Linked DNA regions of Homo sapiens: region 1 is linked to region 2. A link is an interaction called in ENCODE POLR2A ChIA-PET data of the cell type or tissue named here. Cell type or tissue: GM12878. All regions are shown on one strand. Each heading gives the region's core, and the rest is flanking DNA. Links, peaks and the distances in the headings are about the cores only. Region 1 overlaps HEG1 (heart development protein with EGF like domains 1). Region 2 overlaps ITGB5 (integrin subunit beta 5).

Region 1 (16,308 bases), core at 10,749-13,248, 210 kb before region 2:
AGTTCACACCTGCTGTCTTCTTAGGTTCTATGCCAATGGCATGGGGGAAACAAAGAGAAAGGCCAGACGTGGTGGCTCACGCCTGTAATCCCAGCACTTTGGAAGATGGAGGCAGGAGGATCACTTGAGGCCAGGAGTTAGAGACCATTCTGGCCAACATGGTGAAAGCCCGTCTCTAGTAAAAATACAAAAATTAGCTGGGTGTGATGGCACATGCCTGTAATCCTAGCTACTTGGGAAGCTGAGGTGAGAGAATCGCTTGAACCTGGGAGGCGGAGGTTGCAGTGAGCCAAGATCACGCCACTGCACTTCAGCCTGGGTTACAGAGCGACACTTCGTTTTAAAAAAAAAAAAAAACCCAAAAAACAACAACAAAAAAAACAAAGAGAAAGACTTGACTGGTACTGTTCAGGGGCTCAAGGTCTGGGCTGGGCAGGGAGAGAAACACTCACTCCTAAATACCCCTGCTGTGTGCTGAGTGTTACTGTGATAACCAGACATGGGGTGTGGGACGGGGAGGCAGGGACTGTGCCCACAGAAGAATGAGAGGACACTCGACAGTACTTCTTGGAGGGAGTGGAATTAGAGGAACAGTAGGAAAGATTTAGACTGGCGGGTATGGGGGGAGGACATCCCAGGCAGAGGGAGCAACTTAGACAAAGGTCTTCAGGCAGCCATGGGCCCTTGGTGTTCTGGGGACAGTGTGTAAGTGGATGTGGCTGGAAGATAGGAAGATCGGAAGGCAGAAAGTAGAGGATTTGGATTGGCAAAGTATATGAGGTCTGAACTGTTGGGGTTGGGATCACCAGGCTGAGGAGTGTAGACTCTAATCAATAACTGTCAGGCAGCTGGCAAAAGTCTTAGAGCAGGAAAGCAGTTTGATCAAGGAAAGCAATTTGGGCTGCATTGAGAACAGACTGGACAGAGGAGAATGTGGGTGCAGCTTAGATATTTCCAGCATAGTCCCACCAGGCATGCTAGAGACACACTTAGGAGTCCTCTCTGCTCCAGGTGGAAGTAGAGGGTGGAACGCCAAGCAGCCAAGAGTGTTGGTGGGGACTGTGAGCGGGGCGTGTTTTGCACCTAATCCAGTTCTTGGAGAAAACCAGTTGTGATTCATTTAAGATTGCTTGCACTGACATTTTCTTATATTCATACATTAGAAATTGAAATTATCTGCAAAATTAAATTTGGGGATATAGCATATCATAGGATGTAATAGAAATACTAACAATGAAGATTTTAGTTTAGGACAGCTTTGGCTCTCATCCTACAGACAAATGTGCCAGTGGACTATTTTATAAGTTTACTAGAAGGAAAGTAGACATGATTTTATTTAATGTGTGTAAAAAAGCCCCCAGTTTCTATTCCCCAGTGGTATACCTTACATCTGATTTCTTCAGTGGTGTTTTCTTTGTTCGTAAAGGTTTTCTATTAGCAAGTTTCATTATTGACTTTCTTTGAGCATAACTAAAAAATAAAAATAATGAAATAAAAATCAAACACATTCAATGCTGAATATAAAACTGACATAAAACTCTCTTGGTGCACCCAGCATGGTGCTACTCTCAGGTCAGAGTCTAGAGACTTGGAATTACATATCCATTTAGGATTACTGATGACTTTGGTCATCTGATTTATCTTGACTGCAGACTAGCAAGAGGTTACAGAAGATAGCCTCAGAGAAAGACTAGGGAGGCAATTCTAAAAGCAATTATATTTATAGTCATATGAGTAGAGAGGGAGGGACTCACAGAATTGATATTTGTTTTTCTGTGTTTTTGAGATGGAGTCTTGTTCTGTCGCCAGGCTGGAGTTCAGTGGCACGATCTCGGCTCACTGCAACCTCCGCCTCCTGGGTTCAAGCGATTTTCTTGCCTCAGTCTCCCAAGTAGCTGGGACAACAGGTGTGCACCACCACACCTAGCTAATTTTTGTATTTTTAGTAGAGACGGGGTTTTACCATGTTGGCCAGGATGGTCCCGATCTCTTGACCTTGTAATCCGCCCACCTCGGCCTCCCAAAGTGCTGGGATTCCAGGCGTGAGCCACCGTGCCCGGCCGATGTTTGTTTTTTAAGTAGCAACCTGCAGCCCTGAGTGGTGTAGTAAACAACCCTGTACTCTTTAGAAGTCCCAGAGGACACTGTGGGGCCATAGAACCATGTGAGCACGGCCCTTCACTCCAATGGACCCCAGTCATCACGCTCTAAATGGTGTTTGGTGCACTCAGTTTAATAAGGCAAGGAAGTTATCATATTTTAGGCTTTTTTATTTAATAAATTAAAGAATAGTCAAAATTCTTTTTAGGTGTCAATGCTGAACAGGGTAGGCTTGAGTATTTTGGAGATTTGGCTTATGTAAAACAGTCTGGATGGCAGTACATGTCCTTTCTAAAGATCAGTATTTAGGCAAGCCAGTTTCTCAGCTGGGCTCAGGGTCTTTATGCTTTTGTGTTTAGGAGGATATCTATGCCTTAAAGGGGCTGCCTGGTCTACAGAGTGGTGTGTGTTCACTTTTTCGTGTGAATCTCATTTCTCACTTGAAACCAGAACAGAGTCACAGAGAGCTCGTAAACTGATCAGAGAATGGAGTAGCCTGTGCACAAAAATAGATAAGAAAATCTATAACGTTTCAATGTGGAAAAAGGAGGCTGAATAATCAGACAGAAATTTAAGATATTTGAGTCTTGTTTCCCAAATGCTGGAATACTAGAACTACATGGTATATATATATATATATATATATGTGTGTGTGTGTGTGTGTGTGTGTGTGTACACATATATAGTCTTTCAGAAGAGATGCTTCAAGGCTAAGAGTAGAGGTTACATCACAAGCCTGCGGACCTGATCCTAAGATATTGTTAGAAACAGAGAGGCTTGGCCGGGCGCTGTGGCTCACGCCTGTAATCTCAGCACTTTGGGAGGCCGAGGCGGGCGGATCACGAGGTCAGGAGATTGAGACCGTCCTGGCTAACACGGTGAAACCCTGTCTCTACTAAAAATACAAAAAATTAGCTGGGCATGGTGGCGAGCGCCTGTAGTTCCAGCTACTCAGGAGGCTGAGGCAGAATGGCGTGAACCTGGGGGGGCGGAGCTTGCAGTGAGCCGGGATAGCGCCATTGCACTCTGGCCCGGGCGACACAGCGAGACTCCGTCTCAAAAAAAAAAAAAAAAAGAAAAAAAGAAACAGAGAGGCTTAGCAGCAGGAGGCTCAAAGTGCAGCAGACCTGTATCACGTGTGCAAGAAACTCATCTGAATGCAATCCCACCTGATGGCAGAGAAAGAGAGAGCCAGTGAGACAGGTGAGAGGTGTGGAGGTGTGGCCACCCTGTTCACGTGTGCCCCTCGGGTGAGCCAGGGAGCAGGAGGTAAGAGATATGACCTGCTCAGTCCTCTTGGGGCCTCTCATCCCTGACAGGCCTCTCATAGAATGAGCTAGTACTTTAAACCTGCTTTGGTCAGACAGCTCCCTAGTTTTTATTTTTTATTTTTAGAGATGAGGTCTCTCTCTATTGCCCAGGCTGGAGTGCAGTGGCCTGATCATGGCTCACTGTAGCCTCAACCTCTCAGGCTCAAGCAATCCTCCCACGTTGGTCTCCCAAAGTGTTAGGATTACAGGCATGAGCTACCACACCTGACCCCTAAATAAGTTTTATTAGAAAATGCTTCATGTTTCTCAGCGAATGGAAGAGTGATCCATCTAGGGAACATGAGTCTATAAAGGGCTGCAGGAAAGGGGTGTGAGCTGCAGGGCATTATTCTAAGTGGCACTGGTAATTTTTTTCTCAGAGATTATTAAGTACTATACATGTTTGGGGATGCTGTTTCCCTATGTCATTGACTATTCTGTAAGTTCTTATGTTAGGAAAAAGTCAAGTCCTCTCCATTATTTTTGTGGGGTTCTGGAAGTAGCCAAGATTTCTCTCTGATTCCTCAGACTTCCTTTTCCTTCCCATTTGTCCAAGTCACTGTCACTGTGTCCAGCAGAGGGCAGAGGCCTGTCTGGATGGTTTGCTCCTGGCCACCTTTTAGAACCGGCCGCCTATCTTTAGTTTGGTAACTTTTGTTATTCTGTGATGGCATGTAAATATCACTTTATCATTTTGATATCTCTATTAGTTTCAGTGTTGCAAGACAGTTAATATTATAGTGGCTGATAATAAGTAGCACTTGCCACCTGCCTCTTTCTCTGAGGTCTGGGCCAAGACCTGGGTGTTGGTTAAGGAGTTGGGAATTCATCCCTCTCTATGGTGATAGCATATTGGGAGTCTGTGACTCATCACTCAACGTTTTGTGCCAAATAGCAGGGCTCTGACTGCCCACCGCTATTACTCCCATTATTGCCACCCAAGACAGCAGGGGCCTTCCTGGGGCTGTGACTCAGGCTGGATTTTTCGTAGGCAAGAAATGCTTCTTCTCTATGCAGGCTTTTTAGGGCACATGCTCTACCCAAGCCCAATGAGGCTGGGGAGGCTGGCTTTTTCCAGCCAAGCACACATCATCCAACTCCAGTAGATTTTGGCATTAGGCATAACCTATGTCCCACCCCTCAAAAGTTTCTGTGCACTTTCTACTTGTGCCCAGATTTCAGTCCTTGCTCCTTACAGAGAAACTGGAAAGGGCAAGGCACAGTGGCTCACGCCTGTAATCCCAGCACTTTGGGAGGCCGAGGCAGGAGAGTCACTTGAGGTCAGGAGTTCGAGACCAGACTGGCCAACCTGGTGAAACCTCATCTCTACTAAAAATACGAAAATTAGCTGGGCATGGTGGCACATGCCTGTAATCCCAGCTACGCGGGAGGCTGAGGCAGGATAATCGCTTGAACCTGGGAGGCAGAGGCTACAGTAAGCCGAGATCGCACTATTGCACTCCAGCCTGGGCGACAGAGCAAGACTGTCTCAAAAAATAAACGAATAAATATCTGGAAAGGGCAGGACAAACCTTTCTCTCAAATCTTCACCCCCTGCTGGAGCAGGGCCCCCACTCCTGGGCAGCGCAGGCCTGCACCTTTCTTATCACAGCTCTCCTTTTAATTTTTTAAACACGTAAAATATCTCTCTGTTTATATCCCAGATTCCACCAATTTCAACAGCAAATATCCCATTTGCCAGATGGCCCCAGAATTCTTTTAGGAATGTGTCATCAGATGTGTCTCTCACTCCCCTTGCCTCCACCCTTTTCTTAGGGCGTGCACATTTCCTCTGTTGCTGGAAGTTTACGTTGGTTCCTCCTCACAGTTTCATAATTGCTAAACAACTTTGGGTTGTTTAGCCTTTTTTCTATTTTTAAAATAAATTCCTTTTTTAAAAAATAACAATATAGCACATGCCCATTAATTTCCCCTATTTTAACCCAAATTAATTAGAAAATAAATAGAAGTTAAGGGAAGAGGAGAGTAAACAGTCTCACCACCCATTAAACACTATGTTCACCATGTTTCCTTACTACTAAGTGTGGGGCATAGGCCAGCAGGATCCATGTCACCTTGGAGCTTATTGGAAATGAGCAACTTCGGGCTCCCCACTCCAGACCCACTGAATCCGAATCTGAATTCTCACCAGGCCCATAAATTTAGTTAATATGCAGATTTATATGCATATTAAAGTTAGAGAAACACTGGTATTATATATTTTTCCAGAGATATATATGTGTATGTCTTTTTAACAGAAATTGGATCTCACTGAACATACTGTTCTGTAACCTGCTTTTAAACCTAGTAAACTGTGGAATGTTTTCACTTACGTAATTTTATAATGTTACGTTTGATAGTCCTGTGAAATTCTGCTCTATGGACCTACTGTAACTTCCTTAACCATTCCCCTCTTACTGCCTTTCAAAAGTCTCTTTTTAAAATATTCCTGTCATCTAAGCCATTCTTCTGTTTTTTGTTTGTTTTTGTTTTGTTTTTTGGTTGTTTTTTTGTTTTTTGGTTTTTTTTGAGACGGAGTTTCACTCTTGTTGCCCAGGCTGGAGTGCAGTAGTGCGATCTTGGCTCACTGCAACCTCTGCCTCCCGGGTTCAAGGGATTCTCCTACCTCAGCCTCCTGAGTAGCTGGAATTACAGGCCCCACCACCACACCTGGGTAACTTTTTGTATTTTTAGTAGAGGCAGGTTTTCATCATGTTGGCCAGGCTGGTATCGAACTCCTGAACTCAGGTGATCCACCTGCCTCAGCCTCCCAAAGCGCTGGGATTACAGGCATGAGCCACCGTGCCTGGCCCCATTTTTCTGTTTTATGGTTATTGTCATTTTGTGATCATAGAGCTCACATAATTCTCCTAGATTACTTTTTTCTGGCCACAGACATTTTTTTCCATCCCTCTTTCATATTTGCCACGTCTCTTTTGTAGGTCATCCTTTCATTCAAAGGGTCTGCACCTCTTCAGAGGAGACCCCTGCCTCACAGCCTCCCAGTGTAGCCAGCAGGGAGTGAGAGTCTGCCTTCCCCACTGACAGCCCTCTTCCCGTGAAGCCAGACATTCCGCTTAAATATCTTTCTACACTGTCTTCCCAGCCCAACCCACGGTCTGATGGCAGGTGTAGAAGGTGTCTTTCAGTTGTGTTCACCCAGTTGTTGCCTTGGGTTATAAAAGACTTAGACCAATGGAAATGCTGTGTGTTGGTGGAAGTCACTCAGAACAAACATCTGGGAAGACAGCACTAAACTGCTTAGGAGGAAGGAGGGAGAATCTATTAATATTACCCAGAAGGCAGCTGGAAGTCTCATTCAGCTAAAAGCAGTCATTTTACTCGGTCTTGACTGGCCTCCCTTCACTTCAAACGGGGTAAGGCAGGGATTGGGGAGAGGGAACTGTTGTTCTGTACCCAACCCTTCTGCTAGCGAGGACTATTTGGTGAGGTGGAAGGGATAGAGTTGTGTAAAACATCAGGAGAAAGTGACAATCATGTGGGGCACTGTCACAGTGGAGAGTGGTGGGCACCGGGTATGTTCACACCCTGGTTGTAGACTTGCAAAAGGTGAATTTCAGAAGGTGCGGGAGAAAATAAGAATGCTGTGAACAGAGATGGAGGAGGAATGGAAAGATTTTAAAGGCAAAATTTGTCTGAGTGCGGTGGCTCACACCTGTAATCCCAGCACTTTAGGAGGCCGAGGCGGGAGGATTGCTTGAGCCCAGAAATTTGAGACCAACCTGGGCAACATAGCGAGACCTCATCTCTAAAAAAAAAAAAAAAATCAGCCAGGCATGGTGGCATGCACTTAGTGTCCCAGCTGCTTGGGAAACTGAGGTGAGAGGATCACTTGAGCTGGGGGGTGAGGTTACAGTGAGATGTAATCATGCCACTACACTGCAGCCTGGGTGACAGAGCAAGACCCTGTCTCAAAAAAAAGATTAAAAAATAAAAGGCAAAATTCTAACCATAAATCACAAGTGAGCTCAGTGAGGAAAAATATGGAGAGAACTGAATGCATTGTAAGATAAAAACTAATGTGGCTACCTAGAAAATTCTGTAATGTGTTCAAGAATCTTAAAGGAAGGTTGGCTAAGGTTCTCCTGGAGTAAGTGAGCCCAGCTAGCCTAAGCGACAAAGAGAGTTTATTGGAAGAATCCTGGCATCAGGAGTGGAAGGAACCAAGGAAGTGGAGGAAGGAAGCTCAGCAGCTGGGGGTAGCGAGGAGCTTCCTGTGAGAGCACATGTTGCCATGACTGCATCCTCATGGCTCATCTCCACTCTTTGCCATGTATCTGTATGCAGGCTCTCCTTCCCAGACAACATGATGGGAAATAGGGTCACCAAACAGCTCTTGGTTGGGGGTGGGGAGGTCTCTAGCTCAGCAATTGTGAAAGTGATGGCCCTCTTTTCCCAAATTCCTGGGAAGTAACTAATTGATCCACTTTGGATGGTGGGTTTGTTCCAGGACCAGCCAGCTGTGTCCAGGGGATGGTGTTACATGTCCGAGTGTGCCCACCCCCGGCTGCAGATGGAAGGGGGTGCACAGTTTTCAGAAGGGGGGTGGCTAAGCAGATAGTCCAGTAGATCCCATCCAAATAAGCATATAAACATAAACAAATATGGCTCTGGGGAAAGGCTAAGGCCCAGAATGTGCTGTTGGTTTGATGAAAGATGCTAACTGTGATGACAGCAATGTCAAGCTGTGAAGAATAAGGGAAACATGGAGCCATTGCTTGAGAAAGACTGAAATGTCAACAAATGCCAAGAAGAAAGTAGGACTAAGAATTCCAAGCTCTTCATTCCAGAAATCTTTTTGCACTAAAAAGGATAGGACAAGCCTAAGATGACATTCACTGCCTCTGTCTCACCTAAATATTCAGAGCACCTCTAAAGCTAGGAAACACTTCAGTTGGCACTTATTCAAATCCATGCACTTCTACGTCATCATAAATCTAAAATCAGTACTTAACCCCAAAAGATCAGTTGTAGAATGATTTTAAGAAGATCTCTGGGGGATATTACAAGGTTACAGTGACATGGCTGCCAAAGAACTTCAAATGTACTCTTTAAAAAATATGTATATGACTGGGCGTAGTGGCTCACGCCTGTAATCCCAGCACTTTGGGAGGCCGAGGCAGGCGGATCATGAGGTCAGGAGTTTGAGACCAGCCTGGCCAACATGGTGAAACTCCATCTCTCTAAAAATACAAAAATTAGCTGAGCATGGTGGTTCATTCCTATAATCCCAGCTACTCAGCTGGCTGAGGAAGGAGAATCGCTTGAACCCGGGAGGCAGAGGTTGCAGTGAGCCAAGATCGTGCCACTGCACTCCAGCCTGGGCGACTCCGTCTCAAAAAGAAAAAAAAAAAATATGTATGTGTATATATACACAATGTCAAGATTTCAGGGAGGGGTGTGTGTGTGTGTGTGCATATGTAAATATGTAAATAAAATTTGGGAAATACAGAAAAGCACAAAGAAGAAAGCAAATTATCCACCATTACCCGAGGCAGTGCTAACTTGTGCAAACATTTTGGTGAGTTCCTCCCAGGCTCTTTCTCTCTGCTTGAGTGCTGGGTGGTCTCCTGGCTTTCAGCCCAGTGCTCTTTCCTCTCCTGTGTAATCTAAACCAGTGCTACCCACGGTCTGGTCCATTGGCTGGCAGCAGCACCATCCCGTAGAAGCCTCTAGAAGTGAGGTTCTGAGCCCCTGCCCAGTATGACTGAACCAAATTTCTTGGAGCAGGGACCAGGAATCTGGGTTTTAACAAGGCTTGTGGGTGACTGAGACGCAGACGGGAGTTTGAGAAGCCCTCGTCTATGCCAGTGCTACACAACTTGTGGTCTGCCGTGTGAACTGTTACTGGACCATGGCAAGATAACACAGAAGTTGAGAGTGAGCACTTAGAAATGTTTATATTAACTTGACATAACTGTGACATCCAAGCATGGGAGCCTTGGAAAAGAGTTTTATTATATTTCACAAATATATCAGTCCACAGTCGAGTTGACTGTGACTTTAAAAAAAAAAACTTTAAAAAAAAAAAAAAGGAAAAAGTGAAATTTATGATAGTTGGTGCCTGTGGGGACAGATGAGGGGAGGAGCACATGCGACTTTATTTTCTTTATTTAAAAAGAATATCCAGGTTGGGCGCAGTGGCTCACACCTGTAATCCCAGCACTTTGGGAGGCCAGGGTGAGAGGACCACTTGGGGCCAGGAGTTCAAGACCAGCCTGGACAACATAGTGATACCCTGTCCCTACAAAAACCAAAACTTAGTTGCGCCCGTGGTCCCAGCTGCTTGGCAGGCTGAGGCAGAAGGATTGCTTGAGCCCAGGAGTTGAAGGCTGTAGTGAACTGTGATTTTGCCACTGCACTCCAGTGTGGGCAACATAGTGAGACCTGTCTCAAAAAAAAAAAAGGATATCCAGAAGCACAAACAAGCAAGCAAAAACTGGTCCTCAGGCCAGGCGCTGTGGCTCACACCTGTAATCCCAGCACCGTGGGAGGCCGAGGTGAGCGGATCACTGGAGGCCAAGAGTTTGAGACCAGCCTGGCCAACATAGCGAAACCCCGTCTCTACTAAAAATGCCAAAAAATTAGCTGGGCATGGTGGCGCGTGCCTGTAATCACAGCTACTCAGGAGGTTGAGGCATGAGAATCGCTTGAACCTGGGAGGAAGAGGTTGCAGTGAGCCGAGATCACACCATTGCACTCCAGCCTGGGCAATGGAGCCAGAGTCTGTAAAAATAAAAAAAAAATAAAAAAACTGGTCCTTGACCACAGATAGTTTGAGAAGCACTGGTGTACACCATCTGTGTCTCTTTTTAGACAAAACTGCTTGTTTCCAACAGGAACCTGCTACAGCTGCAGCCACTTGAAAGGGTCACTTCTAAAATGGATGCTTACTTGTTTTGTTGGAAGTGAGAAAATTTAACTTGGTGTGGCAGGATAAGCAGGAGCCAGACTCTGGTCTTTAGGAAAAAAGGGAGCCACAGAGGGTTTTTTAAAGCAGGGAAATGGCAAGATCAGATTTGCTTTCTATAATAGTGAGTGGACAAGACTGGGCACAGGTGGATGCGTTGGGAAGCAGCTGCAGTTGTCCAGACAAGGGATGATGGTAGCTCAGAGCCATGTTGGGGGAGATGAAGAAAAGTGGATAAATTCAAGAGGTTTGTTTTCTGTCTTCACTTTTGTTAAAAAAGAAACTTTCAAATACATGTGTTGGGAGGTAAGGAAGAGAATGTGTTTATTCTGTGGCTTGGCTTTGTTTCCTGTGTATCTTAATACTGATGGCTTTTGTATCCTAATACTGATGGTTTTACGTAATAGCCAGGTTTCTGTGCTATTTATTTAAATAAAAGGATAGGAAAATTGTTGCATGGCTTGTATTTGCTCATAGTCTACCTGTTGCCTGTCTTCATTCTCAACCAGCACCTAGTGCTCTAGAAGCTTGGTGAGGAGGGGAGGAAGGTGTCAGCCCTGTACCTCATCCTTGTTTACATCCTTGTTTAGTAGAAACGGGGTTTCACCGTGTTAGCCAGGATGGTCTCAATCTCCTGACCTCGTGATCTGCCTGCCTCGGCCTCCCAAAGTGCTGGGATTACAGGCTCCAATCTTAATTTACTATCGAGAATCCGGCTACTGGTGTTTCATCCTGGATCCTACAACTAGAGAACACAATTTTCTTGTATTTCCACAACCAAAAAATCAATAGGAATATTTAATAAAATTTATTGAAGATATGATTTTACCAGAAATACATAGATATAAAAGCAATTAATTAAAGCTTTTAATATTGCTTTCTACATATGATATGTACTTGCTTAAATCACTGCTAATTTCTGGTAATTAAATTTGATGTGTATCTATTGAGGAGCTACTCAGTCCCTAGCATGGTTGATGCAGTGATTCCCAGACTCTGGACTTAACTGATCAGTAATGTTCCTTATAAAATTGCGGAGTCTAACCTAGGGTTGCCTCCTTTTTATTTTATCAAGTAAAAATCTAGAACTGAATCAAGAATTTTTAGGCCAGGCATGGTGGCTCAAGCCTGTAATCCCAGCACTTTGGGAGGCCGAGGCTGGTGGACCACCTGAGGTTAGGAGTTCGAGATCAGTCTGGCCAACATTGCGAAACCTCGTCTCTACTAAAAACACAAAAAAATTAGCAGGGCATGGTGGCACGTGTCTGTAATCCCAGCTACTCAGGAGGCTGAGGCAGAAGAATCGCTTGAACCCAGGAGGTGGAGGTTCAGTGAGCCGGGATCGCACCATTGCACTCCAGACTGGGCAACAAGAGCAAGACTCCGTCTCGGAAAAAAAAAGAAAAAAAAAAAGAATTTTTATATCTACTATCACCATTAACTCAAAAAATTAAACAACACCAAAGGGTGGGAAGTGACCAAGAAAAGATTCTGCGTTATCTCCATTACTTTTTTATTTATTTATTTATTTATTTATTTATTTATTTATTTATTTTTGAGACAGAGTCTCACTGTGTCACCCAGGCTGGAGTGCAGTGGTTTGATCTCGGCTCACAGCAACCTCGGTCTCCTGGACCCATCCATTACTTTAATAAAAATCAGATTTACTGAGGCATAATTTACACATGATAAAAGGCATCCATCTTAAGTGACAGAGAAAAGTAGAAAGGACAAAAATCTTAGATTATAGAACAGTTATCAAAGAGGAACAAATTAAGTTTTTAAAAAACTCATAACTCACATTTATTTTTCTCTTTCTACCGTGGGTTGGTGAAAATTTCATCGGGGCTGGTGCACAGGTAAAAGTTAGGAGCCACCATCCTAGGAGTGGCTTAAAAAAGGGAGCTTTTCGGCCGGGCGCGGTGGCTCACGCCTGTAATCCCAGAACTTTGGGAGGCCGAGGCAGGTGGATCAAGAGGTCAGGAGATTGAGACCATCCTGGCTAACACGGTGAAACCCTGTCTCTACTAAAAATACAAAAAATTAGCCGGGCCTGGTGGCACGCACCTGTAGTCCCAGCTACTTGGGAGGCCGAGGCAGGAGAATCGCTTGAACCCAGGAGGCGGAGGTTGCAGTGAGCTGAGATTGCACCACTGCACTCCAGCCTGGGCGACAGGGTGAGACTCTGTCTCAGAAAACAACAACAACAACAACAACAAAAAACTCTTCTCAATATGGAGAGCCTTGGAGATAGCCATTGAGGATCCCTTGCCAGAGAGTAGGAAGTTGTAGGCGAGGGCACCCCTCAAGGCAGGGTGGTGACTGTAGAGTCAGGGGAGACCATTCTTGAGAACTCACTCATTCCTTCATTACCTCCAGCCAATATGCTTTTTTGTTTGTTTTACGTTTAGCCTATCAGCTTATCACTGTGGTGATCGCAGCCGCGGGAGGTGGGCTCCTGCTCATCCTAGGCATCGCACTGATTGTTACCTGTTGCAGGTAAGTGATGAGAGTTCAGGTTCCAATCCCGTTCCTTTGCCTGTGCTATACAAGGGTCAGTTTGTATTCTTTTACAGGATACTTGAGATGGTTCACAATATTAAACCATAATGTGTGACTAACCCATTTTTAAAAAAGGAGAAAGGGAATTCACGATAGTTGGTGCCTGTGAGGAAAAAGAAGGGGAGTAAATGGAACTTCATTTTCTTTATTAGAAAAGAATAGCTGAAAGCACAAGCAGGAAATGAAAAAAGAAATAAACTGGGCTTCATCAGAATTAAAAACTTTTGTACTCCAAAGGACACTATCAAGAAAGTGAAAAGACAACCCATACTTGCAAATATGGGTTGCATGAGAAAATACTTGCAAATTATGTGTCTAATAAGGGACTTGTATCTAGAATATAGAAGGAACTCTTACAACTCAACAACCTAATTTTAAAACTGGACAAACACTTGAATAGACATTTCTTCAAAGAAGAGATACAGATGGCCAATAAGCACATTGTCTTAGTCCATTTTGTATTGCTGTAAAGGAATACCTGAGGCTGGGTATATTAGTCCATTTTTATACTGCTGATAAAGACATGCCCAAGACTGAGCAATCTGCAAAATAAAGAGGTTTAATGGACTTACAGTTCCAAGTGGCTGGGGAAGCCTCATAATCATGGTGGAAGGCAAAGAGGAGCAAGACATGTCTTACGTGAATGGCAGCAGGCAAAGAGAGAGCTTGTGCAGGGAAACTCCCCCGTATAGAACCATCAGATCTCATGAGACTCATTTACTATCATGAGAACAGCATGGGAAAGACCCACCCCCATGATTCAACCATCTCCCACCAGGTCCCTCCCACAACACGTGGGAATTCAAGATGAGATTTGGATGGGGACATAGCCGAACCATATCAATGGGTAGTTTCTAAAGAAAAAGGTTTATTTGGCTCACAATTCTGATGGCTGCAAATTTTGAGATTGGGCGTCTGTATCTGGTGAGGGCCTCAGGCTGCTTCCACTCCTGGAAGAAGATGAAGGGAGCCACCTGATGAGAAAGAAAGCAAGAGGTGGGGGGCTAGGGGAGAGGTATCAGGCTCTTTTGAACAACCAGCTTTCCCAGGAAAGGTATTAGTCCTTTCATGAGAGATCTGCCCTCATGGCCCAGACACCTCCCTGTAGGCCCCATCCCCCAGCACCTCCACACTGGGGATTAAATTTCAGCATGAGACTGGGTGGGGACAAACTATATCCCGATCGTGGCACACACGAAAAGATGGTCAACATCATTAGTCACCTAGGAAATGCAAATCGAAACCACCATGAGACACCACTTCACACCCACTAAGATGGCTATTAAAAAAAAAAAAAATAGAAAATAGCTGCTGGGCACAGTGGCTCAGCCTGTAATTCCAGCACTTTGGGAGTTCGAGGCGAGTGGATCACTTCAGATCAGGAGTTCAAGACCAGCCTGGCCAACATGGTGAAACCCTGTCTCCGCCAAAAATATAAAAAATTAGCTGGGTGTGGTGGTGCATGCCTGTAATCCCAGCTACTCGGGAGGCTGAGGCAGGAGAATTGCTTGAACCTGGGAGGCAGAGGTGCAGTGACCTGAGATCATGCCACTGCACTCCAGCCTGGGTGACAGAGCCAGACTCCGTCTCAAACAAAACAAAACAAAACAAAAAAACACCTAGAAAATAACAAGCATTGGTGAGGAAGTGGAAAAATCAGAATCCCCCATACACTGCTAGTGGGAATGTAAAATGGTGCAGCCGCTTTGAAAAAGTCTGAAAGTTAAAGACAGAGTTACCATTGGACCCAGCACTTCCACTCTTAGGTATATCAAGAGAAGTGAAAAGGTATACTCACACAAAAACTTCACGTCAATGTTCACAGCAACATTATTTACAATAGCCAAAAGGTGAAAACTCTACCAATGTTTGTCAATGGATAAACAAAATGTGATATATTTCTACAATGGAATATGATTCCGGCATAAAATGAATGAAGTACTGATACATACTATAACATGGGTGAACCCTGAAAATACGCTAAGTGAAACAAGCCAGTCCCAAAAGACCACCTACTGTATGATTCTATTTATATGACTTATCTGAAATAGGCAAATCTAATAGAGTTGGAAAGTAGATTAATGGTTGTCTAGGGCCAGAATGGTGGGGAAAAGGGGAGAATTGGAAGATGGTGGCTAAGGGGTATGGGGTTTCTTCTTGGGGTGATGAAACTGTTCTAAAATTGTGATGATGGTTGCACAAGTCTGAATATGCCAGAAACCATTAAATGAGTGAATCGCATGATATGTGAACTGTTTCTCAGTAAAGCTATGTACAGAAAGAGAAGCAGACAAAGAAAGATGAAATATTTTTGCAGTAGAGAAGTTGTAGCAGCAGTGTGGGATGCTTTGGGCTTCCTGGAAGCCACTGAGATTGGGTTTCTATTGGAAAAGGAAGAGAAAGGAGGAAATTGATTCCCCTTCTCTGTGATGATCTATTCAGATAAGGGAAAATTATGACCTCTGACTTAGATGATAATAATGGCAGGAATTATCTAGATGTAACAGATGGGGGGAACCTCCCAAAATAGCTAGTTATCTTTTCTACCGTTGACATAAAGGACATTTTAAGATATCCTCTGTCTTCAAAAAGGCAGCAGAGAGCAATGTGCCCTAACTGCCCAACTAGGAATGCAGCCCTTATGGTATAGCCTTTGCCTATTATTTTCCAAATTGCCATCAAATCATCAAAGATAAACCATATGAGTGGAAATAAACTTCAGGGGATGAGACTAGGAATGGTTACCTAGAGGGACATAACCTGAGCGCTCAAGGGACAGAAGCCTCATATTTGCTACGTGTTCTGTACTGTGTGGTGTACCCATTTGGGGAAGGAGCCTGTGCCTGCTGGCTCCTGAGAAGAGAAGGTAGTTGTGCATGAGTATGTCATTGTCTGAGCCCAGGTACCCCACCCACCAGGAAGCAACACAGTGGCAGGTCTGTTCCCAACTTCCACAAAGAGCCAGCACCTAAGCCACATGCTAGACATTTGGTTTTATGACCCTGAGTCACTTTTTGCCTTCCCTAGAAAACTTATTTGTACTTTAAGTGAGGTAGAAAGAAAAAGATTTCAGATTATCCTATCTGTGACAAATATAATTTAAAATTTCTGATCCTGGACCGGTTAGATAGGTGAAGAACACAGATTCCAACAATTTGCAGTCAGTGAGATCTCACGAGTAGCATTTCTGTAACCTGCTGAAATGAGAATTTGTACAGGTGTATAAATAGGTGGGCTTTTTCATAAACAAACCATTCTGTTTTTATGACTTGTGAAATATTTGCTTCGTGTAGTAGAAAGAGCACTGCCCGGAGAGTTGGAGGCCTGAATTCTAGTTCCACACCTTCTAGTAGCAAAAGGTGACCCAGAGGACAAGTCAGGTCTCTTTACTGAGTTGGAGCTGCC
Region 2 (16,308 bases), core at 7,245-9,744:
CCTGAACATCCTCCAAAAAGACCTGTGCCAAGCTCCCCCCACACCCCGCCATGATAAGGCAGTGATGTTTAATGAGCCAACACTATTCTAAGTGGTTTATAGAGGTTAAGCGAGCTAACTCACACAACAACCCTACCCGCAAGGCATTTTTACTGGCCCCATTTAAATATACAAAGGGGTGAAACGGCAGCCACTGCTGGTAAATAGCAGATTCAGGAGGCCAGCCCGGGCAGCCTGATTCCAGAATCCCTGTGTTAACCACCGCACTCCACTGCCCCCTTTTCCAGGTGGTTCTTCATAGCCCAGCTCTGTTCTCCACTGCCCATGTTTCATGGTGAACAGGCTCCTCTTCATCCTCAGCCTTATGCACAACTTCCCACCTGCTCCTTCTCCTGGGTCTGTTGGTGCCTGAGACCACAGGGTAGGGGGAGGTTGGGGAGGCTGGTGGTGGGAGGCCTCCCACACCCAGGTCACACGTTTCTCGCCCCCCAGTACTGCCTTTGGCTCATTGCCTTCCATCCCCTTTGCTCCCTCTTTTGAGATTGTCTCATCCCTCCACTTTTCCTGTCACATACCTCCTGGTTACCCCCTACATTCCCCAAAGACCTGATCCTGCCTCACACTCTCGCCCTCTGCCCCGAGTTCTGCTGTTCTGGGTGCCTTGCCTTTCCCTGTGGACAAGCTGTACTACACGTGGGTCTCCGAGTTCCTAGAGTGTCAACTCCAGTGGCACCCACGGCAATGCCAGCTCCCGTGTCCTGATGCCCCATGTGTCAGAGATCACTTGGAAGAGCACTGATGTTTCTGACAGCATTCCTGCAAGGGAGGCATTATCCTCATCAACACAGGAGGAAACGGATCATCAGAGAAGTTTAGGGACCTGCCCAAGGTGACCCAGGGATCTGAACTGAGCTCCAGCCCACACCCTCAGCTTGTCACACAGCTGGTCACCCTGTTTCCCTGAACTCCTCTGCTGTTGGAACTTAAGGCTTCAGCATCTCCCCATGGCCACACCCTCGCCCTCAGCCCAGCCTCTCCTTCCTCCCACTCCATCTCTACTGTGATCTCTTCAGAGTTTGCCATTCCCTTGATTCCTTCATTTCCCCATCCTGCACGACTTTCTTCTGAATGGTTCTCTTTAATCTGAAGAATGCTCAAATGTATCCCATCTGCAAAATCCCCCATCCTCCTTGTCCCCCATCTCCGCCTGTCCCCACACAACTAGGTTACCTGTGGGAGTCCCCTACGCTCACTGTCACCACCTCCTTACACCCTGCAGGCTGGATTCTGTCCTCACTGCTTTGTGGTGCAGCCTGGTAGCTGCTTTAGGATTTGCCTGCCTTGACCTCCACAGAGCGTCGATGCTGGGGCTTCCTCTCACGTCTTCCTGGGCTGACAGGGCCACTGGCTCCCCTTCTGCCTCCCAGCCTGCCCCTTCCTCTGAATAGCCAGGATTCAATTTTATAAGAGGAGGCAAGAGGCTGTGTCTTGGCCCATAGCCCACACAAGCACTTTTGCTGATGGAAAGCTGTTGAATTCTATACAGCTGAAAATCTGTATAAATAGACACATTTACAACTTCCTGTCCATTTGGCTATCAATCATTGTAACAAAGGTACTAATAATAACAACTTGCATGTGTAGCAGTTCACAGCTTGCACAGGGATTTCACATGTCCTTCAGTATCCCTATCTATGTGTAATGAAAATATTTTTTCCGCAGGCACTATTAAATTCAACTCACTTTGCCAAGGTAGCATTAGATGTTAGCTTTGTTTTGATGAAGAGTCCTGACTTAGGTCCTCTGAGCACTGTCCGCCAGGATGTTGTTCCCAATCCCCATGATGGTGATTGATAGGTTATTGATCCTTGGGACAGGGCCAAATGACGCTGGTCCTTTTGATGACATGTGTTCCTCCTAGGGCAGTAGGAGGGTCTGGGGCTGACCAGAAGATGCAGGCAATCTCTGAGCACGCAGGCTGAGGGAAAGGCAGGTTGAGGCTCAACTGCAGGAGCTGAGACATTTGGATTGGGATAAAATGTGACCAGGCCTATGTAGCTTTTGACTGTCTGTGTGGGTCACGCTTTCTGAAGGAGTCTTGGAAGTCTTGGTTTCAACCAAGGTGGCCCAGTAGTTGTGACTTGTGTGCCAGCTCCCACCACTTGGTAGAACCTACTTGGAGGACTGCATTGAGGATTCTGAGGGCAAGCCCAGGCCCCTTGGAGAAGACTCCTATGAGGAGACAGCGATGCCTGCCACAAGTGTGGAGAAGGAGATGTGCAGCGTCTGCTGTCACTGCTTTAGGCTGTCTCTGAAAGGCAGGGAACTACCCAAGGTAAACTCAACTGGGACTATTATCAGAGTCACAAAGGACAAGCATTCTGGTGGCTTCAGTGATTTCATCAAGTGTGAAGCCTGGGGCTTATTTTCTGGTTTGGCTGGCTAGGGCTTTGCTTTGAAGTCATCAAATATTGGAGGCCAAAAAGCCATGCAGATGAAGGTTTTCTGATGTCCCACAGCCCCTCCGTGGCTCCCACTGGCTCACCCCCAGAAACGGGCTGGGCTCCACACACCACTGCTTTCCTGGCAGCTTCTGGCTGGGCTCAAGGGTGGTAGGAAGCTTTTAGGAATGGCCAGCAGCTCTGGCCTTGGGTCTTGTCCCTCTCCAAGGAACGGTGGTGACCTCTGGTGAGCCACCAGCTCTCACCCTCTCCTACCCTTGACTCCTGACTCCTCTTCTTATACCCTAGGTCAGGGGCACACTCAACCGCCCTGACCTTGGGCTAGGCTGTGGAACTCTCGGGCCTGCAAGGTATCAGACATACTTAAAGCAGCTAGGCTTCCCTGCCCCCCAGCCATCCCAGGGGAAATGAAGAGCAGCAGGCACCTTGCCTGGCTCCCCTCTGCAGCGAACAGGCCTTTTCACAAGGAAGGCCCGTTCCCTTAACACACATGCCTCACCCCAAGCCCAGGCCCTTCAGCAAAAGAATAGGCTACCTCCAAACCTTTGACACTTCGGCATATTGTGCCACATTGTATTTGGATAATTTTATGGTGCAGCCAGCAACAATTAGAGTAGGAAAGAAAACAACACCCGCCTGGCCTCTGTGCCATCTTTGTTGCTTAGCGCTGAGCATGCCTTTTACTTTTTATATGTTTGTGTTGTGGGGATCGTGTGATGGACAAGCCATCAGAGAGTGCCAGAGCCGTATTAAGTCTACCCTTGGAGTGCATCAGTGTCTGCAACTCACTTTGTAATGCATCTTTAAAAATACGGGTTGATGGAAGGGCAGACAGGTGGATAGATAAGCAGTCAAGCAGCATGTCACATGTGAAGGTAGGATCTGGGTGGGGAGGATATGTATGTGCACTGCACAATCCTTTCAACTTTGCTGCAGGTTTGGAAGTTTTCCTAACAAAATGTTGGGGGGGTGGGGAATAATCCCCTCACAGTGAGCCATTTTAATTGAAACCAGGCTCTTGACCAGTGTGCTCCCTGAGGCCAGAGGGTGAGGGAGTTGTGTGGATTGGATCCATTTCACCTGTGAAGGCTCCCCGTGGGGAGTTCCTGCTGCCAAGGCTCAAAAGTGGTGCTGGTCCCAGACTGGTGGAGAGGAGGGGCAGGACCGCCCTCTCCCTTCCAGGGATGAGCTCATGCTGCCCATTGCCCCAGCCTCTGCTATGGAACCCTTGAGCTGCGAGACACTGCCCTTTCCAGTGGCTTACCCCTCACACGCCCGCATCTACACAGTTAAGACTGCATTCCACAGCGGACTCCGGGCCCGAGTCTGGCTTTCCTTCCCTCTCCTGGAGGGCTTGCCATCTGCTTCAGCGCTGCCTGTGACATGGGAGGGCACCTGCTCAGCACACATTTGCTGTGGCTCTGAGACCCCTGGGTAAGCAGAGAGGCTGTCTGAGCACAGGAGGGTTGGGAGGCTTGGCTGTCCAGATGGTCCCCCTGCCGCCTACAGGTTCTGGGCACCAGAGAGTGGACGGAGCCAGGGGAAGCAGGGGCAGGAAGTTAAGTGGCGGGTGAAGAGGCTTTCTGGAGTTGAGTTCTGACCTATATTATATTGTGGGTCACACACATTGGTCGTCCAGGGAAGGTGCTGGGATCCAGTTAACAAGCCAGGTAACTGACTCAGATGTGGAAGTAAAATGAAAGGTCTCCCCACCCTGCCTCTCCAGTCACCCACTAGTTGATGAGTGGTGCTCAGCAAATGAAACTCTTGGTTGTATTAATATCAGCCTTCACATAATGGCATTAGGGAAAAAAATAATACAAAGTTGATTTTTTAAAAAATACCAATTGTAGCACTGCGTTCTGCCTCTGATTGTGTAGAAAATGGAGACTCCACTGTCAGGCCCTTGGTCCCCTTGGAAGACGGTGCTATCTAGTCTTTTCACAGTCCAGCACGCTCACACTCCAGAACAAACACTCACACTCCAACACACCCTCACACACACACTCCAACACACACAGATGCTCGCACTCACACACATCCTCCCTCACACTTGCACTCCAACACACATACACTCACACTTGTACACACTCATGCACACTTGCACCCACTCACAAACATACACTTAAATACTTCCTCACACACACTTGCACTCACACACTCATACACACTCACACTCGCTTTCTCACAAGCACACACATTCCTCTGAGCCGAGTGATATTCCTGCCCCTCACACCTGCTGAGTGGGGGCAGCCCCCGCCTCTCCACCCTTGCAGGCGATGGAGAGGACCCCCTGCAAGGAAGGGCCAGGGCATCCCCCTGCAGGTTCTAGTCCTGGCTGCCTGTGCTCATAGGAGGCAGTAGACTTTGGCACTGAGATCATGGACTCTGGAGCCAGACTCTCTGGGTTTGAGTCCTGGCTCTGCTGCCACTAGCTGTGTGACCATCAACCATTGCTTCACCTTTCTGGGTCTTGGTTTCACCCCTTATATAACAAGGACAATAATGCCTGCCCCATAAGTCACTGTGCGGATTCATCCCATTTCTACGTGTAAGGTGCTCATATAGGAAGCACTGGTGAGTGTTAGCTGCTGCTGCTGCTGCTGCTGTTCTCAGCATCTGCTCCTAAATCATCCATTTCTGGGTTTCGGGTCCCTGGGCAGGAATTCAGCTTCTAACTAGGACTCAGGGAGAACAACCGTGTTTTCTGCTATGGCTGTAACAGATGACCGCAGATTTAGTGACATAAAGCAACACGGATTTATTTTCTTACAGCTCTGGAGGTCAGAAGCCTGAAATCATTTTCACTGGGCTAACATGGAGGTGTCGGCAGGGCTGCATTCCCTCTGAGGCTCCCAGGGAGCATCGGCTTCCTGGCCTTTCCAGCCTCCAGAGCTGCATTCCTCGCATTCCTTGGCTCTTGGCATCCTCCCCATCTTCAGAGCAGCAGCCAGCATCCTGGCTTCTGTTGTCCCACTGCCACCTTCCTCTGTAGTCCAGTCTCCCTTGCTCCCTCTCAGAAGAACCTTGGTGATTACATTTAGGGCCCACAGAGACAATCCAGGAGAATCCCTCATCTCAAAATCCTTAACTTAATCTCATCTGTGAAAGCTCTTTTGCTGTAGAAAGTAACAGTGATACTCTGGGGATTGGAGTGGGAACATATTTGGGGGCCATTATTCACACAACTGAAGCAGGAGGAAGCTTCCCTGGGTCCTGGCCCTGTGGCCCAACTTGGCCAAGTTCTGGACCAACTTGGAGCACCAGTCTAGACCCAACCCAGCCACACCCGCTGCCAGGGTCCCCTGCTGTCCCTTCATGCTGGCTCTAGGCCCTCTGTCTATCTCCCCAAACAGGCTCTGAGGGCAGAGTTGGTGTTCCATTCTCTGCTGAATCCCAGTCCTGGCATGTGGGGCACCAGATGGTTATGTGCTCATGTGTAAAGGTGAGCAGGTGCTGATGTGCCACATGTATCCTTTTAGGCCATGGCGAGTGTCACTGCGGGGAATGCAAGTGCCATGCAGGTTACATCGGGGACAACTGTAACTGCTCGACAGACATCAGCACATGCCGGGGCAGAGATGGCCAGATCTGCAGCGAGCGTGGGCACTGTCTCTGTGGGCAGTGCCAATGCACGGAGCCGGGGGCCTTTGGGGAGATGTGTGAGAAGTGCCCCACCTGCCCGGATGCATGCAGCACCAAGAGGTACTGGTTCCACTGACAGCCCCACCTTACTTCTCACCCAGGCCAGGCCTGTGGTCCAGCCAGGCAGCCCTCAGGGCCGGCTAGCCTCCACTCCTCACCTCCTGCATCTCCCACCCAGCAAGCCTCGCTGGGGAGCCGCATTCTTACCAACCGTAACTGAAACTGTGGCTTTCAAATGCTGGTTCCATAAGGGTTTTGTAAGAAAACAAAAACAGAACAAGAAATACAAAACTGCTACTCTGTTCCTAAACACGTTTAGAAATCACGAAATCACAGAGTTAAATGAAATTAAATTGGTGTTGGTACCAAAAATAGCACCTTCTCAGAGCCTTGAGTGTACTATTGTGTGCTTTCACAGGAGAATACAGTGTGCATCTTTTTTCAAATGAATTAAATCCCCCACACTGATATCTCCCAAACAGTGTTTCACAGAACCCTTATGGGAAATGCTGACAAACATCATCAGAAGGTAAATTGGAAAGAGGCCGGGCATGGTGGCTCACACCTGTAATCCCAGCTCTTTGGGAGGCCAAGACGGGTGGATCACTTGAGGTCAGGAGTTTGAGACCAGCCTGGCCAACATGGTGAAACACCCGTCTCTACTAAAAATACAAAAATTAGCGGGGTGTGGTGGCACGTGCCTGTAATCTCAGCTGCTCCGGAGGCTGAGGCAGGAGAATGGCTTGAACCTGGGAGGCGGAGATTGCAAGATCGCACCACTGCACCCCAGCCTGGGCAACAAAGTGAGACTCCGTCTCAAAAAAAAAAAAAAAAAAAAGTAAATTGGAGAGAAAGGCACCCGACCTAGATAAGGCATGCCAGAAACCACTGCAAATGGCTTTTGAATTTTCTGCTCCATTTATACAGATAATAGAACACGGGCTCTGTGCTGCTGCTGAATGCAGAGATTGTCTAGACCTGGGCCCCAGCCTTCGCTGACTCGGCCATGGCCTCCCATAGCCGTGCTGACCTCCTCCTGCTCAGCCCCGCATGCTCCACCAGAGTGCAAATGAGAGGGAATTACAGAATGATGCCCCTGGAAAGCAGGAGTGACATTTGCTCTTGGAGTTTGCTGGAGAAACAGCTGTGTCATCATTACCCATGCTAAGGAGGAAGGGACACAGAGGATCAGAAACAAATCATAATACAAACGTCGCTTCTCTTTGGCTGAGGAACGCATCTGTGATTTTCTCTTGGCAGATTTCCCTTCCAAATGTCTGGCTCGGGCTGATAATGAAATGAGTTCATGCTCCCTGCGCCTGCAGCGGCTGCTGGTCAGTCTGTGCTCGGAAACGTTCTGGGTGGCAGAACCCCTGGTTGGACATTTGCCATAAATAACCCAGGCGTGGGTAATTGAAAGCTGGCTGCAGATGGAGAGACAAGATAGACAGGGCTGGGTTTTAATGTGTTTAATTGGAGGAGATGGGGGAGAGTAAGGAAGAAGAAAAACAGATTCACTTTAGACCTGCTAAGAGCAGAGAAAAAACAGATCCAAGTAGAAACAGCCCGGGGAAGGTTAGGATCCTGGATCTGGAGCCCAGATAGCTGTGGCCATCCCAGCACAGAGTCAGCCATTATCCACGTTTTGTATCCGAGGGAGGTGCCCCCAACCTCCAGCTCCCAGCAGCAGAACCTTTTTGAGCCTATGCTTCTAGTCCTTGGGGCACACTAGGTAAATGGGGAGTTGGGGTCAAGCTAGGACAATACACATGGAGCTCATCAAATGAGTCTTGCCTTCCTATGGAGCAGCAGGCAATGGAGGATTGGCTTTAAGTCAAAGGCCCAGGGGAAAACAGCTCTAGCTTTAAATGTTTAAAGCATTTATTTCTTAGAAGACATAGACTTAATAATTTATTATTCATTACACAATATGAAGGGAGCAAGGAGAGCAAAGAGATGCCACAAGGGAATATCACGATTCCTTTTTTTTTTTTTTTTTTTGAGACAGGGTCTCACTCCCGCCACCCAGGCTGGAGTGCAATGGCACCATCACAGCTCACTGCAGCCTTGAACTCCTGGGCTCAAGTGATCCTCCTGCCTCAGCCTCCCAGGTAGCTAGGACTATTGGCTTGTACCACCACACCTGGCTAATTTTTATTTTTTTGTAGAGACAGGGTCTTGCTATGTTGACCAGGCTGGTCTCAAACGTCTGAACTCAAGCAATTCTCCCACCTCAGCCTCCCAAAGTGTTGGGATTACAGGTGTGAGCCATTACACCCAGCCCACTATTCCTTCTTATTTGTCTCTGGGCCACACTGACCCTCTGTCTCTTTCACAGCCTAGGTGGAACTTTTTTTTCTTTTTAAACGAAGTCCTTTTGATGGTGACTTACATCAGAGTCTGTTTTTTCTACTTGCTGCTTGTTAGGAGGCACCAGGTTTTGAATGTCCTACATCCTTTTTTTTCTGGGGGTTTCAGGGCAGCCAGTCTTCGTTTTCTGGATCTAACTAACCACACTTTTCACTTTGGGTGAGTTCACACTCAACACCCAGCTGATTTCAGTTAACAGGCTCTCAAGAGCAAAGTGTCTCTAAACAACTTAATTTTTTTAAAAGGCAGACTTATTTTAGTACATGACTACAATATATTACAAGTTTCAACCAGTACATGGGGCATATGAGTTAGACTGATATGTCCACATGGATACTTAGGGAGTGTTTCCTGGAAGCAGCCTGGAGCTATGGTTTAACAACAGAGAATCAGATGGCAGGGACAGAGAATCCTGGCCGGGAGAGAAAGCAGCCCTCTTAGCCCTGTGCTAATCTGGGAGGCTGGTGCAGGGGGAGGGTGGGGGATCGGGGGCAGCTGGGTCAGCATGAATGACTGAAGCTGGAACCACCCCTTCCTGGCCCCCAGCCAGGTCTCAGCTGCCCGCCTTCCGGGGCTGTGACTGTGGGGAGAGTTACCATCTTGTTTCTAACTTCAGAATATTTCCATAAAGTCAGTCCCAGGAGAGTGGGATTTTGTAGCCATTTCAGGGATGGTTGAGCTCCTAAGCATGTTAGAACCTCTTAGGAAGCCTAGTCTGAGAGGTGGGGCACCTGGCTGCAGAACCTCAAGTTCTCCTCCGTAAAATAAAGGGGACTTAGTGAAATGGTCTCAGAGCTCCCGTCCAGTTCTGCTCCTCCACTTCGCAGTTTCTGCACTGGAAATGTTTTAGTAGCTGGCCTCTTAATCCCGAGGAGTTAAGAAACAGATGATGATAAAGGCTCTACATTGCAGTTGCACATCCCTCTGTATTTTTGCCAGAGAGCTTTCTGGACACCCAGCCCCTTTGGTCCCCACAGGCCTGTGGGGGCACAGCGGCTGTCCCTCGTGTAGCTGAGGTCACCCCCTGCACTCTGATGGCCTCCCTGGCACACCTGGCTCTTGAGTCCTGACCCGGTTTCCTAGGGGCCTCTCCTGGTGTCTCACCCTCCTCGAAGGCCACCAGGCAGCACTGCATCACAAAGTCCCTGAGAGCAACATGCCCCAGCCCACTCCTCCCTGGAGCTTCGAGCTCACCATCTTATAGCCCCATCCCCCAGCCACCAGAGGAGCCTGGGACCTCTCCCCTTGAACATCAGCTTTACAGCCCGGCAGCCAGAGCTTAGCTCCCCACCCTGTGACCTCAGGAATCCTGTTCTCCCAGATGTCTCCGAAGACAGACAAAGAATGTGTGCAACTTGGTTTTGATGATATAAAGTATAATAATGACCATTTAATTGAACGTTGTAGTTAAGCATTTTCACCCACTATCTGAGCCACCACCTGCTGTTAGCCTGAGGTGGGAGGAGAGAGGCTCAAGGTGTCACTTTTTGGCTGCTCATCCATTTTCTAGAGGAGGCCCCTGTTAAAGAACAAGGGTTCCCTGGGAGGAGCCATCACCCTAGAGCCTGTGCCAGAGCCTAGTGTAGACTGATTCGTGGGTAAGTGGGCAGCAGGCCACGGGGGACCTGGCAGATGGGCTCTATCTGAGAGGGAGAAGGGGGCTGGAGCCCGAGATTCTCCGGGACAGTGGATCTCAGCCCTCGACATGCATCAGAATTGCCCAGGAAGCCCAGTCCCCGGAGGTGTGGTTGGGCCCAGGTACTGGGAGTTTCTCTTGAAAGCTCCCTGGAGAGTTGAACGTGCAGGAGGGTTGAGATCCCCGCCCTGGGTGATGACCAGGGCGTGATGTGGGGAACTAGGACAATGTTGGGGCATTGAGCTCTGACCATGGGAGTGTGAGGAGCTCTGGGAGGCCAGGAATACTGTTTTATCACCCAGAAACCTCTGGCTTGGAGCAGACTCCTCACCAGGCATTAGATGGACCAGAGTGCAGATGGATTTGTCTCCTGGTGTCAGAATTTGAAAGGTCTGCAACCTGACATGTAGACAAGACATGCCACTAAACTCACACAGGCTCCTCCAAGAACCCTTGGGCTTCCTCCCATAACAAGAAGAAAGGCAGAGCAGAAACATTCCCTGAGGCTGAACATCTGCAGCTGGAAAGAAGTGAAAGCCTTCCCAGGTCCTGCACTGTCAGGAGCTCAGGGACAGGTGTGGGACTGTTCTACATTATCTGACACCCACCTTTATCTCCTCTTTTCCAAAGAGATTGCGTCGAGTGCCTGCTGCTCCACTCTGGGAAACCTGACAACCAGACCTGCCACAGCCTATGCAGGGATGAGGTGATCACATGGGTGGACACCATCGGTGAGTGTGCTGCCACCACCCGGGCAGTCACGGTTTTTCTCCTTCCTGGGGAGGAGGGTAGTTTTAGCCTTGAGTCAGGAGGCACTGCCCAGGCTTCCTGGGCATAACTGTGGGCTCCCCATGAGGACCCGGTGCTGGAACCATCATCCACAGCTGATGGGAATGTAGAATGGTACGGACTTTGGAAAGCAGCTTGGCAGTTTCCTAAAAAGTCAAACGTAGAATCACCATACAATGTGCCAATTCCACTCCCAGGTATACAGCCTAGAGGATTAGGTCCATATGTCCATGTAAAAATACGTACAAAAATGTTCACAGCAGCATTATTCGCTATAGCCAAAGGTGGAAATGAACCACATGTCCATCAACGGATAAATAGAAAAGAAAACAAAGTGTGGTCCATCTATACAGTGGACACTATTGAGCCACTAAGAGGTGTGAAGCACTGAAACACGCTACGGCACGGTGAGGCCTGACCACAGTGCGGAGCAAAAGAAGCCATGTATTATATGGTTCTGTTCATATGAAATGTCCAACACAGAGAAAGCCATGGAGACAGAAAGTACATTAGTGGTGTCCTGATGCTAGGGAGAAGGGAAAATTGGCATTGACTACTAACAGGTGTGGATTTCTTTCTGTGGTGATGGAAATATTCAGAATTAGTGGGAATGGTTACACAACATTGTGAGTTGAGTAAAACGACTGATTGTACACTTTAAAATGGTTTAAATGGTGAGGGGGAAATTATGCACCTTGAAAGGGAATCTGTGTCTCAGGCTCCCCTCACTGGCAGGCTTCCCCTCTATCTTCACCTCTGGCTTCTGCAAACTCCTGGCCCCCAGCTGCCTGTCTGTCTTGGTCCTAACGTACATCTTTTGTAGACTTCCTTGTTCCCACCTGCCTATTTTGACTGACTACAGTCACGGCTTCTGAGGGTTTTTTGTCTCGAGACAGGGTCTCTGTCACCCAGGCTGGAGTGCAGTGGCACCATCATAGCTCACTGGAAGTCTCGACCTCCTGGGCTCAGGCAAACCTCTTTCCTCAGCCTCCCAAGTAGCTGGGACCACAGGCATGTGCCACCATGCCTGGCAAATTTTTGTTTTTGTAGAGACGGAGTTTCACCATGTTGCCCAGGCTGGTCTCAAACTCCTGGGGTCAAGCAGTCCACCTGCCTCAGCCTCCTAAAGTGCTGCCATTACAGGTGTGAGCCACCATGCCCAGCTCCTTCTTAATATTTGAGCTATATATGCATCCAGCACATATTCGTTGAGCGCCTACTGTGTGCCAGGTGCTGTCTATCTCCTTAGGAGACTGTGGGGAGTGGACCACAGTCTGGTTCCTCACATGCCTGTCTTCCTGCCCCTGCTTCTATCTTGCAGCTCAGGGCCTGGCCGACCTCAGGTTCTGCCAGCAGACCTGGGCTGGTTGCCCCTAACTAGGCACACATGGTCAGAGAAGGAAACAATGCCTTCCTGTGGCCCAAGGACTGGTTCGCTTGGTTTATAGCAGTGACAGCCGTTCATGCACAGCTGCTTCCCAACCCAGTCCTCTGAGAGAGCAGCAGAGAAAGCTTATGTTCCAATCCATCATTTACCCTTTTTCTTCTTTCTTCCAAGCTTTTTTCATACACACACTCACATGCTCACTCATACTCACCCAGCCCAGAAGGGAGCTGAGACAGAAAGTCCAGGCTTTCGTGTCTGATAACCACACTAATTCATCTGCTTCCAGGTTACAGCTCCGTCTAGCAGCAAGGTTGAAAAGGTTAAAAAGGCAAGAGCTGGAAAGCATTTACCGCCCTAGTGTTCACCTTCTGTTCCTCCCCAGGACCCATTGCCATTGCCACTGCATTTCCTCACCCCTTGCCTCACTTTGCACTTCCCCTAGTTCCTTTCTCTCCAAAAAACAGCCCGCTAACCCTCTCCCAGGGAAGCCTTGGAATGTAGGTAATGCCTGGACAGGGGACTGTGACACCCCCACCTTGGGGAATGGCAGCAAGGGGGCAGGGAGTTGCTGAGGCAGCTTGAGGAAGGGGCTTCTTAATATGGAGGAGGGAGGCCGGGCCACGTTCAGGGCCAGGCTGGGGACAGCCTGAGTTCCACACTGTCTCACTTTATCTCCAGGCATGGCCACCACGGTGGGCACCAGCCTCTCACCCAGTGTCCTCACTGCCCTGTGGTTCTTTTTGATTTTGCATCCCAGGAAGGAGTTGCTGCCTCTTGGCCTCTGTGGCCAGCTCTCAGCCCCAAGTGGCCTGGGCTGTTTCTCAAATATGAAGCCCCACTCAAGCCTCAAAGGGGGCTGGGATGGTTTTTCTTTCTTTCTTTATCCCTTTAATTTCCGTGGCCAATCCCTTCACCCGTCCCCACCCCGAAACCATTAAAACCTTCTGTTATTTCACATCACCCCCGACTAACACTTCAGAGGCTTGGAGATCCTCTAATGTGTTCCACGTGTCCCCAAAGCCATCTAAATTCAGCCCTGGGCCTGCATTCTTGGTGTGAGAAAACTGAACTCATCTTCAAAGGCCCAGCCTCCCCTTAAGATTTTCTGCCCACACCCCCCATGCCCTTTCCTTTTTCAAGGCACTCGGCTCCCTGCCCCGACCATCAGTGGCTGTGGGCTGCTCAGAGAGACTCAGGCCATTCCCGCTTGGTTTTCTTCCAGTGAAAGATGACCAGGAGGCTGTGCTATGTTTCTACAAAACCGCCAAGGACTGCGTCATGATGTTCACCTATGTGGAGCTCCCCAGTGGGAAGTCCAACCTGACCGTCCTCAGGGAGCCAGGTAGGTGAGGGCTGCAAGGGCTCGGCCCACTCAGCCAGCCCTCAGTTCTGATTTCTGATGCCATTCTCTGCTCTGGGACCACTGCCCTTTCTGTCCTCATCGGCCTTTTGAAACTGCAGGGAGAGGAGGGATACAATTTCTTCTTTTTCTTTTTTTTTTTTTTTTTGACACAGGCTGTCACTGTGTCATCCAGGCTAGAGTGCAGTGGTGCCATCACAGCTCACTGCAGCCTTGACCTCCTCGGGTTCAGGTGATCCTCCCGCTTCAGCCTCCCGAGCAGCTGGCACTACAGGCATGCACCACCACACCGGGCTAATTTTTGTATGTTTTTGGTAGAGACAGGTTTTCACCATGTTGCCCAGGCTGGTCTCGAACTCCTGGGCTCAAACAATCCACCTGTCTTGGCCTCACAAAGTGCTAGGATTACAGGTTTGAGCCACTGCACCTAACCAGTACAATTTCTCATGAAGACCAGATCTGAGGTCACTGCTGCTCCACTCCTAGAGTTTAGAAGAAAGATGAATGTGCAGCTGGGGGCCCATTCTTGGGGCAAGCGCTAGTGGGAGCGTGAGTCAGGGCAATGGGAGTTATAGAAGGATAGGGCCCTGTCCCTGGGGAGGGTCTCATCTTGGAGGAGCACAGACGTGAAAGTAACCACAGAACATACCTACCCTGCACAGCCAAAGGCAGCAAGGAGCTGCTGTGTTCTGCAGGGAGGGTGCAGGGCATCTAGACCACCAGGGCTGGGCAGGGTATCACTCAAGTCAGGGAGCATCCAGCTCCACACACAGCCTGGGCGGGGCCACTGCTGCTTCCCAGCATGGATTCCAAGGACAACGGAGCACTGGGTTCAACATTCCTGCTGCTCCCATGCTCAGCTCCCAGCACCACTGAAGAGGTCAAGCTTTAATCCAAATACCAACATTCTGCCTCTGCTTGGACCCAGGGACCAATAGCCTTTGCCTTGGAGTAACTGGAATATCTGATATCACCCCTTACATTCTTCTTGGGGGTAGGGAGGCAGGGGTGGAGCAGAAAAAGATTTGCTCTCTTCAATCGACAGCACTGCAAACTATTTTTCCAAATTGAGCCCAACCACATAATGTGCCTTCCTGAGGCCAGAGGCAGAGAGAAGTGTGGTACCAGCCTAGGATGCACGCCTGTAAGAATGAGGCTTTGTTTCCAATGCTGTGTCTGAGGTTCTTTGAAAACAAGCACATTTACTCCAAGGGACACCACGCTAAAGGCTTACAAATGTTGGCCCCCAGCCCAGACCTTGTGGAAGTGGCTTCATGTGGCTTCATGGTACCTCCTGCCTGCCCAGTCTGCTCCTGAAACCATGTACACGAAAGCTGAGCGGGTCCAGCATCCTGCAATGGAGACTGGGCCAGGCGGGATGTGGGTGCTGCCCATGAGGGGAAAGGCAGCCCTGCCCCAGGGCCCTCATCTAGACTTTGCCACACTTGCTGTGTGACTTTAGAACAGTCACTGTCCCTTTTGAATCTTTCATTTTTTGTACATTGGGGAAACCCTCCTGAGGATCTAAGGGAGAGCCGAGGAGAAGGCCTTTGGAAGGGGTGCAACTTTCATCTCAGAAATGCCTGCAGTTGCGTGAGAGGGGCATGGTGATGCTAGTGGCTTTGCTTACCATGCTTCTGGTCCCCCCAGAGTGTGGAAACACCCCCAACGCCATGACCATCCTCCTGGCTGTGGTCGGTAGCATCCTCCTTGTTGGGCTTGCACTCCTGGCTATCTGGAAGCTGCTTGTCACCATCCACGACCGGAGGGAGTTTGCAAAGTTTCAGAGCGAGCGATCCAGGGCCCGCTATGAAATGGTAAGCACGTGGGAAATGGGAAGCAGAGGAGACTTCAAGCTCAGAGGCGTGGTTGAGTTCAGCGGTATGTTAGCAATAGAGGCTCACTAATGTCTTTGGCATTAAAAACAAAAGAATCAACACCAGAAACGCTGTGCCCAGTTCTGGAGAGAGAGAATTGCACAGCCCCAGTGCAGAGTGAGCTGCACAGATCCCTGTTCCAGACCCAGGTCAGGAAGGTCATGGGGGCAGAGGCGCTGGGCGTGCCTCAGGAAGAGTCTGACCAGTCTCAGAGAGAGCACAGACCAACAGGAAAGCTCAGATTCTTATGGTCCATTACAACACTCACACCTGCAGTCTGGTCACCCCAGGCAGACTGCAAATGCCCAGAGGACTGAGCGCAGTCAGTTTCTGCTGAACCTGGGCTTGGTTTCTGTTAAAGCTGGAAGGGACTTCAGAGACCTTCTGACCCAACTCCTCCTTCCAGAGGTGGATAGTGAAAGCTTAGAGAAGGCGATGGCTTTCCTGGGGAACACAGAGCTGTCCTAGAGCCCACGGCCGTCTCCTCCTGAGTGCTCTGCCTGCTGCTGTCGCAGGGGGCTGACCTGGGAAGGGATCCTAGGGCCTGCGTCTGTCGGTTTGAGTGTGTGAGCTAACATGTGTCCTCATCCTCTTCCCCGCCGTGTTCTGTAGGCTTCAAATCCATTATACAGAAAGCCTATCTCCACGCACACTGTGGACTTCACCTTCAACAAGTTCAACAAATCCTACAATGGCACTGTGGACTGATGTTTCCTTCTCCGAGGGGCTGGAGCGGGGATCTGATGAAAAGGTCAGACTGAAACGCCTTGCACGGCTGCTCG

Evidence for each region. Peaks named below come from ENCODE experiments on the same cell type or tissue, not always from the same donor. Only the 100,000 strongest peaks of a DNase experiment are listed, where the experiment ranks them.
Region 1: POLR2A ChIA-PET joins it to region 2 with 7 read pairs; 3 of 35 experiments call an interaction of 5 or more read pairs at or near these places.

The regions. Positions count from the first base shown.
Region 1 is chr3:124,974,391-124,990,698 of GRCh38, reverse strand. It overlaps HEG1 (heart development protein with EGF like domains 1), which reads left to right. Exons shown (of 17, transcript NM_020733.2): 15 at 12,753-12,840. Among named protein-coding and RNA genes, the nearest start is that of MUC13, 48 kb to the right of the region's middle. In GM12878, for the core only: no CTCF peak of the experiment used is centred there; no DNase peak of the experiment used is centred there.
Region 2 is chr3:124,763,549-124,779,856 of GRCh38, reverse strand. It overlaps ITGB5 (integrin subunit beta 5), which reads left to right. Exons shown (of 15, transcript NM_002213.5): 11 at 5,945-6,167; 12 at 10,744-10,844; 13 at 13,512-13,631; 14 at 15,300-15,466; 15 at 16,139-16,308. The coding sequence ends at 16,234. Among named protein-coding and RNA genes, the nearest start is that of MIR544B, 39 kb to the right of the region's middle. RefSeq lists enhancers at 2,038-2,751, 4,183-4,898, 4,899-5,613, 7,045-7,760, 8,701-8,780 and 1 more and a silencer at 10,860-10,909. In GM12878, for the core only: no CTCF peak of the experiment used is centred there; a DNase peak (open chromatin) is centred at 8,606; H3K27ac peaks cover 316 bases.